2 separate regions of the Mus musculus genome follow, and region 2 is linked to region 1. Evidence: chromatin contacts called from ENCODE Hi-C or POLR2A ChIA-PET data. All regions are on one chromosome and are shown on one strand. The core of a region is the stretch at or near the end of the contact, and the rest is flanking DNA. Distances in the headings are between cores, read along the strand shown.

Region 1 (7,474 bases), core at 298-2,797:
AGGAATAAAGGGAGCTGGAAGTAATGTATGCTGTAATTTCAGCACTGGAGGGTCTGAGGCAGGAGGACTGCCACAAGTTTGAAGCCAGCCTGGGCTAAGAAGTGAAACCTCTCAAAACAACAAAAGGGCCAAGGCAGTACCTCAGGGGCAGAGTGCTTGCTTGCCTAGTTTCAGTCCACAGCACTGCAAGCAAAATGGAGCAAAAAGCATAAAGACTGCCTTGGTCAAGGAAGACATGGCTGAAGCAAAGCAAGTTGGCTATTTGGTGGTAATTACCCTGCCCTGCTGGTCTGATGACCTTCCCCAGAGCATTCATGGTCCAGGGGATGACGGTGCTTGATGCAGAAGTTTCGGCCACAGCGATCACAAGTCAGTTTCATCATCTCCCGCTGCCGGCAGCCAGAACGTTCACACTTATTGGTGAAGATCTGAGATGAAACAGGGTTTGTTATTTAGGAAACTCATCTTCTCCTCTGGCCCCCATGGAGCTAGCCTTTTGGGTTTGCAGATGTCCGTATACTACGCTGGGTTGTCTCACTAACCCCTCCATTATTTATTTACCTTGCGTTTTTGCTGTGCTGGGTCAGAACGACAGTCTCTGTCAATGTGCTCTCCCACAGCACGGTCAGGAGGCTCTCCTCTGGCCACCGGCACAGGCACATTACAGAGAGGGCACACAGGTACCTGGATATCCTATAGTCAAGGGTCAGGAGTCAGTATGAGAGCCAAGCAATCTCTTAAAGAACCCGGATATACCACTCACAAATACACAAAAAACAAAGTTACCCAGTGCTGGGCTTAGAAACACAATAACTAAGAGGGGAAAACATAAAATAGACAGATCCTGAAAGCATCTGCACCCGCTCTCCTCTCCATACACCAACCCCTGCCACCCTCACGATCGCCCCCTCACCTTTTGGTAAGCTGATCCACAGTGATGCTGGGCGTAGGCCACATGGTCTGCGCAGAAGATGCCCGAGCAGGCATCGCACTTGAGTGGCAAAAAATCTACAGAGAATGGGTCAGATTGCGGGTTCAAAGGAAACTTAGATGTCCTTTCCTCTTGCGCAAAGCTGCTACTCAGGTAGGAAAAACTCTGCCCTATTTGCAACACACTGTACCTCTTTCACAGTACACGATCAATTTGGCCACGCCCCTAGTCTCCGCCCACAACTTCGAGCCCCGCCCTCCTGGCCTTTCCAGCTCCAGTGCTCACCCTCCTGGCCCTACCTGCAGTCCCCAGCCCCAGCCGTCCGGCCCCGCCTCCCGCGTGCTCCGCCCCTCACCCAAGCGCTGACAGCTCGGCTCGGAACAGTGAGCCCCGAGGTCCGGAAACTCCATCGCCTGGCCGTGCGGGGCCTGCTGCGGGGAAGAAACGAGAGCTGAGCGTGCCAAGGACTCCCGCTCCGGGCCCCGTCCGCAACACAGCAACTCCGGGGGGCTCCCCGCCCCGCCCCTTCCTCTCCCCCGCCCAGCACAGGTTACCGAAGCCTGAGCGTCCGCCGGCCCGCAGCCCCTACTCCTCCTCCCGAGGGCTCGCGCGCTCTGACGTCATCACGTTGGGCGGGTCCATCCCGGGCAACAGTAGATTGCAGGCGGAGAGTCCCAGAAGAGTTGAGCCACGCCCGGGAGCGGGTGTAAAGCTTAGAAGAGTTTTTTCAGAACCAACCAGTGAAGGCAAAGATGGACGTGTCGGTGGACAAGGGTGGTTTGGAAGCAGTTCGGCCTTTAGCCTGCTCACTTCGTCACTACCTTACTTTTCTCTAGCCATTTCTCCAGACCGAGGCTACCTCTTTTCTGTGAGGAGTTACAGTGTTTCTCAGTGGTGCAGATTCCTCTCCAGGTTTTAGTGTTGATGTTCACCCTCTAAGACATCCCTAGCCCTTGTCGGTATGATCTGAGCACACCTGCTCTGTCTTCTCCTCCCCTCCATCCCAGTTTACACGTCACCTCATTGAAATCAGCTGTTCACCAACCTGGCACAGTGTCTCAAGCCTTTACTCCCAACACTCAGAAAGCAGATGCAGGTGAATCTTTGTGAGTTCGACATCAGCATGGTCTACATATCGAATTCTAGGACAGCCAAGACTACATAGAGACACCCAGGCTCGGGGGTGAGGGAGGGAGGGAGAGAGAGAGAGAGAGAGGCATCGGCCACACAAAGGGGACTACCTGGTGAAAAGAGACATCCATAGTGAAAGGAGAGAAGACGAAAAACCCAAGAGAACTGCACACCCTTCCCTTCAATGATAAAATTAAAATATATCAAAGAGTCAAGGATCAGCTCTACCTGTTTCATACTGGGCCCTGCCTGGCACATAATACCTAAAGTACAACAGTCTCAGGTGAAACTCACTACATAGCTATTTTAAACAGATGCCTGGGTCCTAGGACTTCTGACTCAGAGGGGAGCTCCAGAAGGAATGGTAACACATTTCTAGTATGTCTCAACTTGAAAAACACTAGCCTAGCACATTCTCAGGGGTTCTGGAATGTTTTTTGAAGAGTGGCAGTCATTAAACTGGTGTACACCTTTAGGAACCACAGACTGAGACCTTCCTGGCTCAGCACATTTTGCTTCTCACACAGCTTCTCCTACTTGGAATTGGTAGTCACTCTACCTTCCCGTAGGTCTAGACGTGGAAACAAGTAATCAGGTGAAGTAAACAAACAAACAAACAAAAAACCAGTTTCTGCCTCTCAACTTTCCCCTCCTCTTCCTTTGATTTTCACTCTAAGACCGGTAGAAATTAAGACAGTCTTTCCTGGCTACCTCAGGCAGAAGCCCTGTTCTCAGCTCTAACTGTACCCAAACACCTTGACTTGGGTCATCTGCCGACTTACATGCCTGCCACACTCATGTGCTTGTTGGTTGTGTTATATCAGCAAACTCTGGGTTCGACTGAGAGGCCTAGTCTCAATGAATAAAGAGGAAGAGCAACCTCAACCTGCCAGATTGATTCCCAGCATCAGCCACAAGCCTCAGGGTACACACAAATGCATGTCCACACCTCCCCACACATGTGACCACACACATGCAAATACACACAAATACATGTCCACACCTCCCCACACATGTGACCACACACATGCAAATACACACAAATACATGTCCACACCTCCCCACACATGTGACCACACACATGCAAATACACACAAATACATGTCCACACCTCCCCACACATGTGACCACACACATGCAAATACACACAAATACATGTCCACACCTCCCCACATGTGTGACCACACACATGCAAATACACACAAATACATGTCCACACCTCCCCACATGTGTGACCACACACATGCAAATACACACAAATACATGTCCACACCTCCCCACACATTTGACCACATACATGCGAACATGATTATGTACAAACACTTAGGAAATTGGGAAAAAGAATAATAAAAGTCTAAACCTATTTTACGTGGTTTAGTTTAATTTTGTGTAAATAGTATATCTCATTGGAAAAAATTATATTTCTCTGGCCCTCTGTTAAATCCTCAGCCTTCTAATAAAAAGTCAAAAGCAGAAGCCAGGTTGAAGTAGACATTTCTGGCTTCTTTGGAGACTCAGTTGTGTCGTGTGATGTTTTTCCGGAAGCTGTCTTATGAGAGGATGTTTTGCTGAGAACAGACACATGGTATTTTTCTGGAAACTGCCTGGAAAAAGGGCATGTGATGTTTTGCTGGAGTGGATACTTGAGAGGACTTGTGGATATTTGGAAAGAGTAGAAGTATAATCCACCGGTCTCTGACATTGGTTAGCCTTGTCACTCTTTACTGGTCTTCCTTTGACTTTGCTGATGCAGATCTTCACTAACAGTGCTGTGGCATTGGTTAATCTTGCCTTCTTTGCTGATCATTGCTTGTTGTGACTTCGAGACATCATAGAGAGAAACGCACCAGATAACTTCTCGTTCTCATAATATTCTGGCTTGCCACTTCTTTGGACTTGGATCAATTTGCAGAGCCTCAGGGTTTCTTCTGGATTGAACTGCTGTTGCTGATTTGTGAATGGTGTTTGTGAGTGGATCAAGGTACCACTGCTGATTCATGTGAATTGAACTGCTGATATGCTGACAATAAAGACTGGAATCCTCCCAAAGAGGCCCACATCTCCCTTTGTCCTATAAATCTTTCCTTTCCACTACCTCTGGTGGCTAGAAGAGAGGTTAAAGTGTTTAAGACCCCTTATTAAAGTAGATTTTGAAAATTCTAAGCCTACAGCAAGTAATGGTGACACATGCTGTTACTTGTCACACTCAGAAAGCAGAGGTAGTTGTATCACTGAGTTCAAGGCCAGCCTGGTCTACAGAGCAAGCTCCAGAACAGTCAGGGCTACACAGAGAAACCCTGTCTCAAACAAAACAAAGTCAAATAAAAATTTTTGCATGGGGGCTGGTGAGATGGCTCAGTGGTTAAGAGCACTGTCTGCTCTTCGGAAGGTCCTGAGTTCAAATCCCAGCAACCACATGGTGGCTCACAACCGTCCGTAACGAGATATGACTCCCTCTTCTGGTGTGCCTGAAGACAGCTACAGTGTACTTACATTTAATAAATAAATAAATCTTAAAAAAAAATTTTTTTTTGCATGGCTTAAAGTCCAAGTACCACAGAACCTGGCGGCACAGGTGAGTAGTCTCAGCTGCTTGGAAAGGCTGAGGCAGGAGAATAACAAGTCCAAGGCTAGCTAGGGCTACTCAGGGAGGCCTTGGCTCAAAATGTCAAGGGAGGCTGGTGAAATGGACAAGGAGTGCTTGCCTAGTATGTACAAGAATCAAGTTTCAGTTCTCAGAACCACAAGAAGAAAACTCTAAACACCGTACAGTCTGATGGGTGAAATATCTGTGCTTAAATCCTCAGACTTCAATTAATTTTAGCTAATAGAGTAAAAAATAGATAACAAGAGCCAGTGAGTTGGCTCAGCTGGTAAAGGCACTTGCTGCCGAGCCTTCAGAACCCACATATTGGGGGGAGGGAACAAAGTTCTGTTCTGACCTTTAAATGTGTGTTGTGGCATGTGTGCAAACACCACACACACACACACACACACACACACACACACTTTAAAACTTTAATTAAAAGAAGAAGAAGAAGAAGAAGCCAGGCAATGGTGGCGCATGCCTTTAATCCCAGCACTCAGGAGGCAGAGGCAGGCAGATTTCTGAGTTCAAGGCCAGCCTGGTCTACAGAGTGAGTTCCAGGACAGCCAGGGTTACATAGAGAAACTCTGTCTCAAAACAAAACAAAACAAAACAAAACAACAAATAGAACAAAACAAAAAACCCCAAACAAACAAAAAGACATAAAGCAAAGCGTAGTTGTACACACCTTGAGTCCCAGCATTCCAGACAGAGGCAGAGGGAGACAGATTTCTGTGAGTTCCAGGCCAGCCTGGTCTACAAAAGCAAGTTCCAGAACAACCAAGGCTGTTACACAGAAAACCCCTGTCTGGGAAGAAAAGACAAACAACAACAAACCCTGAAGAGGAGATGTAGTGGGTAGGAATCAATTTAAGCTGCTACAACATACTCCCACAGTAGCATAAAGAAGAAAAAAGGTAGGGACTGGAGAGATGTTTCAGTGGTTAAGAGTGCCGACTGTTCTTCCAGAGGTCCTGAGTTCAATTCCCAGCAACCACAACCTTCTGTAGTGGGATCTGATGCCCTCTTCTGGTGTGTCTGAAGACAGCTATAGTACTCACATACTTGAAATAAATAAATAAATCTTAAAAAAAAAAAAAGAAGAAGAAGAAGAAGAAAGGTTAATTTCTTGCTTGTACTATAATCCTGAACTGGTATGACATTCAGAGGTCCCAGCGCCTCCTCATTTTGTTTTGGTACCATCTCTGAGGTGCTGCCTTAACCCATCTATGTCCAATTAAGTTGTTATTGCAGGCAACAGAATATAGGAAAAGAAAAAGAGCCTACCTTTGCTATTTGAGGGTCTGACCCTGAGTCAGCGTGTATCATCTCTGGATAGTTTTCATTGGCTGGCACTTAGTCACATGGTCATTCTAGGCTCCAGGAGAGCTGGAAAATGTAGGTGGCCATGTGCCCAGATAAAACTCAAGAAGAATAGATATCTGTAAAGCAATTGCTGTTACAGAGGTAAGGAAAGGGTGGCTTTTATGGTATTGAGAACATGTTCAGCTTGAAGAGATGAAACAAATGTTAGGTTGTGTAAAGTTTTTGTCTTGGCTCATGGGGTTTGATCCGGAGAATAACAGGATTTAATATTGGTTTGTCAAATCCTATTGTGACCTGGCTCTGTTGGTTGTCCAATATTCACTTCCCTCCTCCTCCTCTTCCTCCTCCTCCTTTAAAGATTTATTTATTTATTTTATGCATATGAGTACACTGTAACTGTCTTTAGACACCAGAAGAGGGCATCAGATCCCATTACAGATGGTTTAAGCCACCATGTGGTTGCTGGGAATTATACTCAGGACCTCTGGAAGAGCAGTCAACGCTCTTGACCGCTGAGCCATCTCTTCACTTTTTAAAGACAAAACCTTAATTAGTGATCACATACCAAGCAGGTGTGCTTTCTTATCGATGGATAGCTTTGAAGTTCCAGATTGATTTCGATGTCTTTTTCCTGTCCGCTTTGGGGATTAAAACAAGCATTTACAGGTTGAGGGCTATGATATTAAGTTATATCTCCTTCCCTTTTTTATTTGGTTGGTTGGTTTTACTTGTTTTGCTTTGCTTTGTTTGTTTTGCTTTTCTGTGTAGCCCTGGCTGTCTTGAAACTCAATCTGTAGCCCAGGCTGGCCTTGAACTCAGAGATCCACCTGCCTCTGCTTCTGGCTCCCAAATGCTGGGATTAAAGGAGTGCACCACCACTGCCTGGTCCTTTTTATTTTGACACGGAGCCTCTTCTCCAAATTGTCCCGATTGATCTCAACTTTGTGGTCCTCCCCATCCCTGTGTGGCGCCTCAGCCTGGTGAGGAGCTGGGATTGTAGACACTGACCAACTAGAGGCAGTCTTTGAAAGTAGATGGCTTTGTTAATGTTGCTGTTGTTTTATGGTGGCACAACCCTTTAATCCCAGCACATGGATGGAGAGGTAGAATGTTTGTGAATTCCAGGCCAGTCTAGTCCACAGAGAGAGTTCTGAGCCAACAAAGACTACATAGCAAGACCCAGTTTCAAATCTCTACCTGTTACCCTTACTAATAAAAACCATGTTTGTCGGGTAGTGATGGCACAAGCCTTTTAATCCCAGCATTTGGGAGGCAATGGCAGGCAGATCTCTGTAAATTGAGGCTTACATGGTGCACAAAGCTAGTTACAGGCTAGCCAGGGCTACACAGAGAAACCCAGTCTCAAAAAAAAAAAATATATATATATATATATATATATATATATATAGCTAGATAGATAATAAAACATTAAAGAATTAAACCATGTTTTTCCAAGTGTGTGGTGAACTACTCCTATGCGGCCGGAGCAGGAGGATACC
Region 2 (6,882 bases), core at 2,247-4,746, 83 kb before region 1:
CAAAAGAGTGCCTGAGAGTCACCACTTCCCTCTCTGCCTGCTCCCCTCCTGCAGACCCCTGAGCCTGGTGGCTGGAGTGAGGCTGCTGGAGATTCTGGCTGAGCACGTGCATATGTCCTCCGGTAGCTTTATCAACATCAGGTGGGGTTGCCATTGTGGTGGGACAGCGTGGGGTGGGGGTGGGGGCGTCTAGCCTGAGTGAGGTGGGAAGACAGCTCTGGGGTCAGAGACCCCCCCCCCAACTTGTCAAAGCAGGGGAGCCACACGTAGGCCTGCTGCTAGCCTCATCCTGAATCTGCCTGTCATTAGACACACTCGTGGGAATCCCTGATCTGCCTTGCCGGCCTCTTTATTTAGAATCTGGAGTCTCCGGTGGGTAAGGGAGTAACATATTTCCTATTTGGCAGTGTGGTGGGACCAGCTGTCACCTTCCGAATCCGGCACAATGAGCAGAACCTGTCTTTGGCAGATGTGACCCAGCAAGCTGGTAAATAGCACCCTGTCTTCGAATCCAGGCTCCGCATGACCCCAGCCTTGATTCCTGTGCTGATCCTTCCCTAAACTATTTCCAGCCCACATAGGGCTGAAAAGAGCCTGGCTTGCACCCTTCCTGCAGGGCTGGTGAAGTCTGAACTGGAAGCGCAGACAGGGCTCCAGATTTTGCAGACAGGGGTGGGACAGGTAAGCACTAACTGTAGAATCTGTCAAAGCCCTCGTAGGTCTGACTCTGCACACAAGAGAGGAGGCAAGAACAGGAACTTAAAGGGTTGAAAGTTCACTAGGCTCACCAGCCTTCTTTCCCCATGCAGCCCGTCTCTGTGTAGTTCTCATTTTGACCAACAGATGGCGCAGTGGCGCTTTCCTGAAGGACCATTCTTAAAGCTATATCATCCTTTTCATGACATCTTTTTTTCTGTTTCTATGGAAATCCTTCTGGTGGGATCACCCAAAGTCTCTAGCTCTTGAATTGGTCCATTGTGGATTTGGAAGGAAGCTGTATGCCCTTCTGCCTGTTACCTTCATACCCCTGCCTGTCACAGCTTTGTCCCTAGAGGTGGCCTAAGTAGGAGTCAAGGCCCAGTCTCCCCGCAACCATCCCTCTGATTCTGGTTTTGTTCCCACAGAGGGAGGAAGCAGCTGAAGTCCTTCCCCGACAAGCCCATGGCATATCTCCCATGCGCTCAGTGCTGCTTACTCTAGTGGCCCTGGCAGGCGTCGCTGGGCTGCTAGTGGCTTTGGCAGTGGCCTTGTGTATGCGCCATCATTCGAGACAGCGGGATAAGGAGCGCCTGGCAGCGCTGGGGCCGGAGGGGGCCCATGGTGACACTACTTTTGAGTACCAGGTGTGAAACTATAGAAGCTCATGGAGGGAAGGACCTACAAGGGGCTCGAGTGACCCAGTCTTGTGTGGAGTAAGGATGTGGGCAGAATGAGAGGTCCTGTCTGGGTAAAGGATGGAAAGGTCCTGGAAGGGGTGTTGGGACATACTTTTTAGATGAATATGGGCTGGGAATAGTTGGCTCTGGAGATGCCTCCCAGGAATATGATTCTGGGATTCTACTTTGTGGTATCTGAGGTTGTCATATGCACCAAGGCAGAAAAGAATGAGGGCGAAAGACAGATCTTACTCATCCCGTTGATCAGAGACAAAGCCTAAGGCATTGTTTGTTTGGAGAGCTGGGAACTGAACTCCGCACATTGGGCAAGCGCTAAGCCTGCAGGACCACTAAGCTCCAGCCTGTGGCTTAGAAACCTTGTAGAGGGATTCTAAGGACCCCCACCCTCACCCAATCCTTCCTCTGCAGGACCTGTGTCGCCAGCACATGGCCACAAAGTCCCTGTTTAACCGGGCGGAGGGTCAGCCAGAGCCTTCTAGGGTGAGCAGTGTGTCCTCCCAGTTCAGCGACGCGGCCCAGGCCAGCCCCAGTTCCCACAGCAGCACACCATCTTGGTGCGAGGAGCCCGCCCAGGCCAACATGGACATCTCCACAGGACACATGATTCTGGTCAGGAAAGGGCCCAGGCCTAAAGTGGGGAGGGAACAGCATAGCAGGAGAGGCAGGACGGGCAGTGTGGCCCAGAGCCGGGCTGTGGTGCCCCCTACAGGCATACATGGAGGATCACCTTCGGAACCGGGACCGGTTGGCCAAGGAGTGGCAGGCTCTGTGCGCCTACCAAGCAGAGCCAAACACCTGTGCCGCCGCACAGGATGAGAGCAACATCAAGAAGAACCGCCATCCTGACTTCCTACCCTGTAAGCGAGTCGTGGGCCAACTTGGCCCCACACTCTGCTAGGAGCAGTTCGAGGCTGGGGGTGGGAGGTGGAGGGTGGGGAGTAGGGGATGGGGAGGAGTGGGGCTCCTGGTTCGGGCTGGGTGGCAGAGTCCTGGGGCCAGAAGGTCATTTGTGAGTTCTGTGCAGATGACCATGCCCGAATCAAGCTGAAAGTGGAGAGCAGCCCTTCTCGGAGTGATTACATCAACGCCAGCCCCATCGTGAGCAGCTCCGATTCCCACACTGATTCTGCCCATCAGCACTGCTCCTCTTTATTCCATCCCCCGTAGTCATCTCTTACTCCAGCCAAGCCCTGAAACTGTAGAGCCCATGTCCTCGAACTTAGGCATCTCAGCCTCCCCCACACCCTGGCCCACTCTTGACCAAGCCTCACTCCAAGCTGGCCCTTCTCATTCTGGCTCATGACATATCCTCTCTGCCCTTAGATCGAGCATGACCCTCGGATGCCGGCCTACATAGCCACACAGGGACCACTGTCCCACACCATCGCGGACTTCTGGCAGGTGCACGCTTGGAGAGGGGTTTTCCTGAGGCCCCTGAAGCCTGCCAGAGCCAGGGAACGTAGAGGGCCGCTTACCTGGATCTCTGTCCTTAGATGGTGTGGGAGAGTGGCTGCACTGTCATCGTTATGCTGACCCCGTTGGTGGAGGACGGTGTCAAACAGTGTGACCGCTACTGGCCGGATGAAGGATCTTCCCTCTACCACGTCTATGAGGTCAGAGTACCCAACAGTAAGGGGTAAATGGTGACATTTTAAAATATGAATGTGTATATGTATAGGTTCATGCATGCATACACACACATCATACATACATACATACATACATACATACATACATGAAAGCTTGTATATTCTGTCTAGCACCAAAAAGCATTTGTAGGGACTCTGAGCCATGCGTATGTAAGACAGGGAAAATAAATATCCAAAGACTGAAATTACCGCCTTTAACCTCCCGAAATATTTAACATTTGCACTGCTTGGGGAGCAGGAGGGTGAGGACTGGAGCGGAGCGCGTGCGCACCTGTGCTCAGACCGTGCCCGATATCTGACAGGTGAACCTGGTGTCGGAGCACATCTGGTGCGAGGACTTCCTGGTGCGGAGCTTCTACCTTAAGAACCTGCAGACCCAGGAGACGCGCACGCTCACTCAGTTCCACTTCCTCAGCTGGCCGGCAGAGGGCACTCCGGCCTCCACCCGGCCGCTGCTGGACTTCCGCAGGTGAGCAAGCTGCCAGCTGCCACCCATGAGCTCTTACTGGGGGACAAGGTCTGGCCTGGAGCCTCGCCCTTGATCTCTGTCCCTACCACCAGCCTCCCATCCCCAAACCAGTACTGACAGTTTGGCCGTCCTACCCTACCCTGGTGCCCTTTCTCACACCCGCATTCTCACTCCGCCATTTCACCATCTGGCTCCTTAGCTGGCCTGGAGCCAATGTGTGTGTGTGTGTGTGTGTGTGTGTGTGTGTGTGTGTGTGTGTGTGTGTGTGTCCCTGGAGGCGGGGGTTCCCCTCTCCTCTCCTGCAGGGGCTCCTCTCCTGCAGGGGCCCTGCTTTGCCTCCTGCCTTGCCCTTCTGGGCCTCAGCTCTGTGCTGGCTTGCTCTTTCACTCTCTCCTGTCCAGCTTCTAGCTTCCATCCTCATCTTTCTTACTGTCTTTCTGCCTCTATTTCTTATTTCTCTTTTTCTTTTTTTTTTTTTCTTTCCTTTTTCTTTCTTTCTCTCTTTTTTCTTTTTTTCTTTTTTTTTTTTTTTTTTTTTTTTTTGGTTTTACAAGACAGGGTTTCTCTATATAGTCCTGATAGCCCTGGCTGTCCAGGAACTCACTCTGTAGACCAGTCTGTCTAGGAACTCAGAAATCCACCTGCCTCTGCCTCCCAAGTGCTCTTTCTTCCCCTTCCTTTCCCTCTTCTCTGCATCTCCATCACTCTCCCCGCCCCCCCTTTCTGTCTTCATTTCTCCCTCTGCACCTCTCCCTTCTGTCTCTCCCTCTCCCCCTCAGTCTCATGGCTGCCAGCATCATTTATTTATTTTTGTGATCTCTGCTGATAGTCTCACTTCAGTTGAACAGCCACCTAAGTGGTCATTGGCAGGTGTGGCAACCCCATGGATGGAACAGGCAGGCGGGCTGGTCAAGAAGGGACTAGCCTGAGGGCTGCTCCGAGAACTGGGGCAGGAATGTAGAAAGAGACCAAGATTACCCTGCAGGGAGTTTGGAGGGGGAGGGGGAGGGTGCTGAAGCAAACACTAGCAGAGGGAGTAGCCTGCTGTAACACAACACCCAGCATCCCTTGCCATTCACACACAGGTGGCAGGGAAGCCTCTATACTGAAACCATCTGTTCCTCTGACTTGTGCCAAGTTGGCCTGGATCTCCAGTGCCAGGCAGAGGGGCAAGAGTTGAGGTGGGGACCTTGGTAGTTTCTGAACTCCAGGATGACTGATTTCTGACTATCGTGCAACCTGAGGCACATTTTGAAAGTGATGTCAGAGTATTAAATTATTTCCATGTTTCCACCCACATTTAAAAATGTCAGCAGAGATGGCACGCACCTGTAACTCCAGCTGTGCAGGAGGCTGAGGCAGGAGATCTGCAAGTTCAAGGCCAATCTGAACAGCTTAGTTAGGCCCTGTCCAATAAATAGTGAAAAGGGGCTGGGGACGTAACTCAGTGGTTGAAAACTTTCACAAGACCCTGGGTTCAGTCCTTACTACTGAATAATAAGTAATAATGTTAATATTTTTAAAGTAAAAGTTTTAAAGATTTGAGTACACTGTCGTTCTCTTCAGACACATCAGAAGAGGGTATCAGACCCCATTACAGATGGTTGTGAGCCACCATGTGGTTGCTGGGAGTTGAACTCAAAGACCTCTGGAAGAGCAGTCAGTGCTCTTAACCGCTGAGTCATTTCTTCAGCCCCTCTTCATATGTGGTGTGTGTGTGTGTGTGTGTGTGTGTGTGTGTGTGAAATTCTCCCCTCCCTTTTATTGAAACTGGATTATTTTATAATTTATCTTGACTACAGTTTCCCCTGCCTTTACTCCTCTCAATTCTTCCCCACTTAAGTAAACATTTTGGTGATAATATGGATGAAGCCTTGGCTTGACCCCAAATCTATAAAAAAGGAAAAGTACTAGCAAAGCCCCTGATAGAGTCACTGTAGGGTCACTGTCCCTTATAGAGTCACTGTAGGGTCCTTGCCCCTGGTAGAGTCACTGTAGGGTCACTGCATGGATTTTTTTTTTTTAAGGCCACACAAGTAAGCTAAACAATTGCTGGGTCTTACAGCAGAATTACATAAATTCAGCTGGCATATGACAGCTAGAACTAAGTAATTGTTGCTGATGAATGCATTTTGGTGACCTGATATCAGGGCTGGTGTGGACCAAGGGCCTGAGTAGAAAAGGCCTGACTCTATGGTGGTAGACTAGGCGGCCTGGGTGTTACCAGAATGCCTTGGATGAGGTCAGAGCCACTGCCTCTTATCCATCCTTACTACCACTCATGGAGAACGCCTGTGACATGCAGGCTCTTTATGTTATCTCATGGCACTTCATAAGAATCCTAACAAAGGGTCCCTTTATCATCTCCCATTTCACGGGTATGGGGACCAAGAAGTTAAATCCGTTATTTTGGTTAACCACTTGGGCATGTGGCTCCCAAGTGACAGATCAAGCTCAGTGCCACCCACATCAACTGTGGTCCTTTGCCACCGGCCCTGAACCTTCTCTCCAGCTCTCTTACTGCTCTGTGCTTGCCACAAGGTGGGAGAATAAGAAAGCCAGCCGTGCAGCCAGGCAGTGGTGCATGCCTTTAATCCCAGCACTTGGGAGGTAGAGGCAGGCGGATTTCTGAGTTCGAGGCCAGCCTGGTCTACAGAGTGAGTTCCAGGACAGCCAGGGCTACACAGAGAAACCCTGTCTTGAAAAACCAGAAAGGAAGAAAGAGAGAAAAAAGAAAGAGAGAGAGAGAGAGAGAGAGAGAGAGAGAGAGAGAGAGAGAGAGAGAGAGAGAGAAAGAAAGAAAGAAAGAAAGAAAGAAAGAAAGAAAGAAAGAAAGAAAGAAAGAGAGAGAGAAAGAGAGAAAGAAAGAGAAAGAAAAGCAAGCAAGCCAGTGTGCGGTCACACTCTGCTGTGTGACTGATGTTCTTTCTGGCTGGTGGTCCCTGGCCTTCACACTCAGCTCTCCTTTCAGGAAAGTGAACAAGTGCTACAGAGGCCGCTCCTGCCCCATCATAGTGCACTGCAGGTGGGTAAGGACCTGCCACAGAGGCAGGCCCTGGGCTGGGGCCTCCCTCATTCTGTCCTTCCCTCTGGTCCTTTTCCTTGAGCACAAACTGTGAGCACAAAACCTCTCTGCCTCTTGATGTTGGTGAGCAACACACAGGAAACAAATCTGGCACATCCTGTCTTTAATGAGTTAAAAATAGACACACACATGCACACACACACACACACACACACACACACACATGCACAGGCACACGCCCGGAAGAATGTCAGCTCACAGCGCTGGAAATATTTACTCTGACCAAAGCTACAGACCCCAGTCTGTAGAGGGCCATTCCCACCCTGTCCTGCTGCCTCCAGT

The links. A loop is a pair of places that touch in the nucleus more often than their neighbours do. ChIA-PET counts read pairs that join two places held with the same protein, here RNA polymerase II (POLR2A).
Region 2: a loop to region 1 is called in a map of T-helper 2 cell, with 2.2 times the contacts of the local background. The contact joins the enhancer-like site here to the promoter of Zfand2b in region 1. A Hi-C loop is called at or near these places in 1 of 37 maps with a recorded cell type or tissue (T-helper 2 cell). POLR2A ChIA-PET finds 5 or more read pairs at or near these places in 3 of 5 experiments (Patski and embryonic stem cell).

The regions. Positions count from the first base shown.
Region 1 is chr1:75,162,719-75,170,192 of GRCm38, reverse strand. It overlaps Zfand2b (zinc finger, AN1 type domain 2B), which reads right to left and starts at 1,547. Exons shown (of 10, transcript NM_001159905.1): 1 at 1,486-1,547; 2 at 1,287-1,362; 3 at 914-1,008; 4 at 562-693; 5 at 277-428. The coding sequence starts at 1,341.
Region 2 is chr1:75,248,384-75,255,265 of GRCm38, reverse strand. Ptprn (protein tyrosine phosphatase, receptor type, N) reads left to right here. Exons shown (of 23, transcript NM_008985.3): 10 at 55-141; 11 at 408-487; 12 at 617-681; 13 at 1,125-1,343; 14 at 1,806-2,006; 15 at 2,107-2,254; 16 at 2,422-2,495; 17 at 2,721-2,798; 18 at 2,891-3,010; 19 at 3,349-3,515; 20 at 6,487-6,540. Among named protein-coding and RNA genes, the nearest start is that of Ptprn, 12 kb to the left of the region's middle. Within about 2 kb of position 3,496, at least 2 of the 3 ENCODE cell types and tissues checked have a DNase peak (open chromatin) inside an H3K27ac peak, as active enhancers do.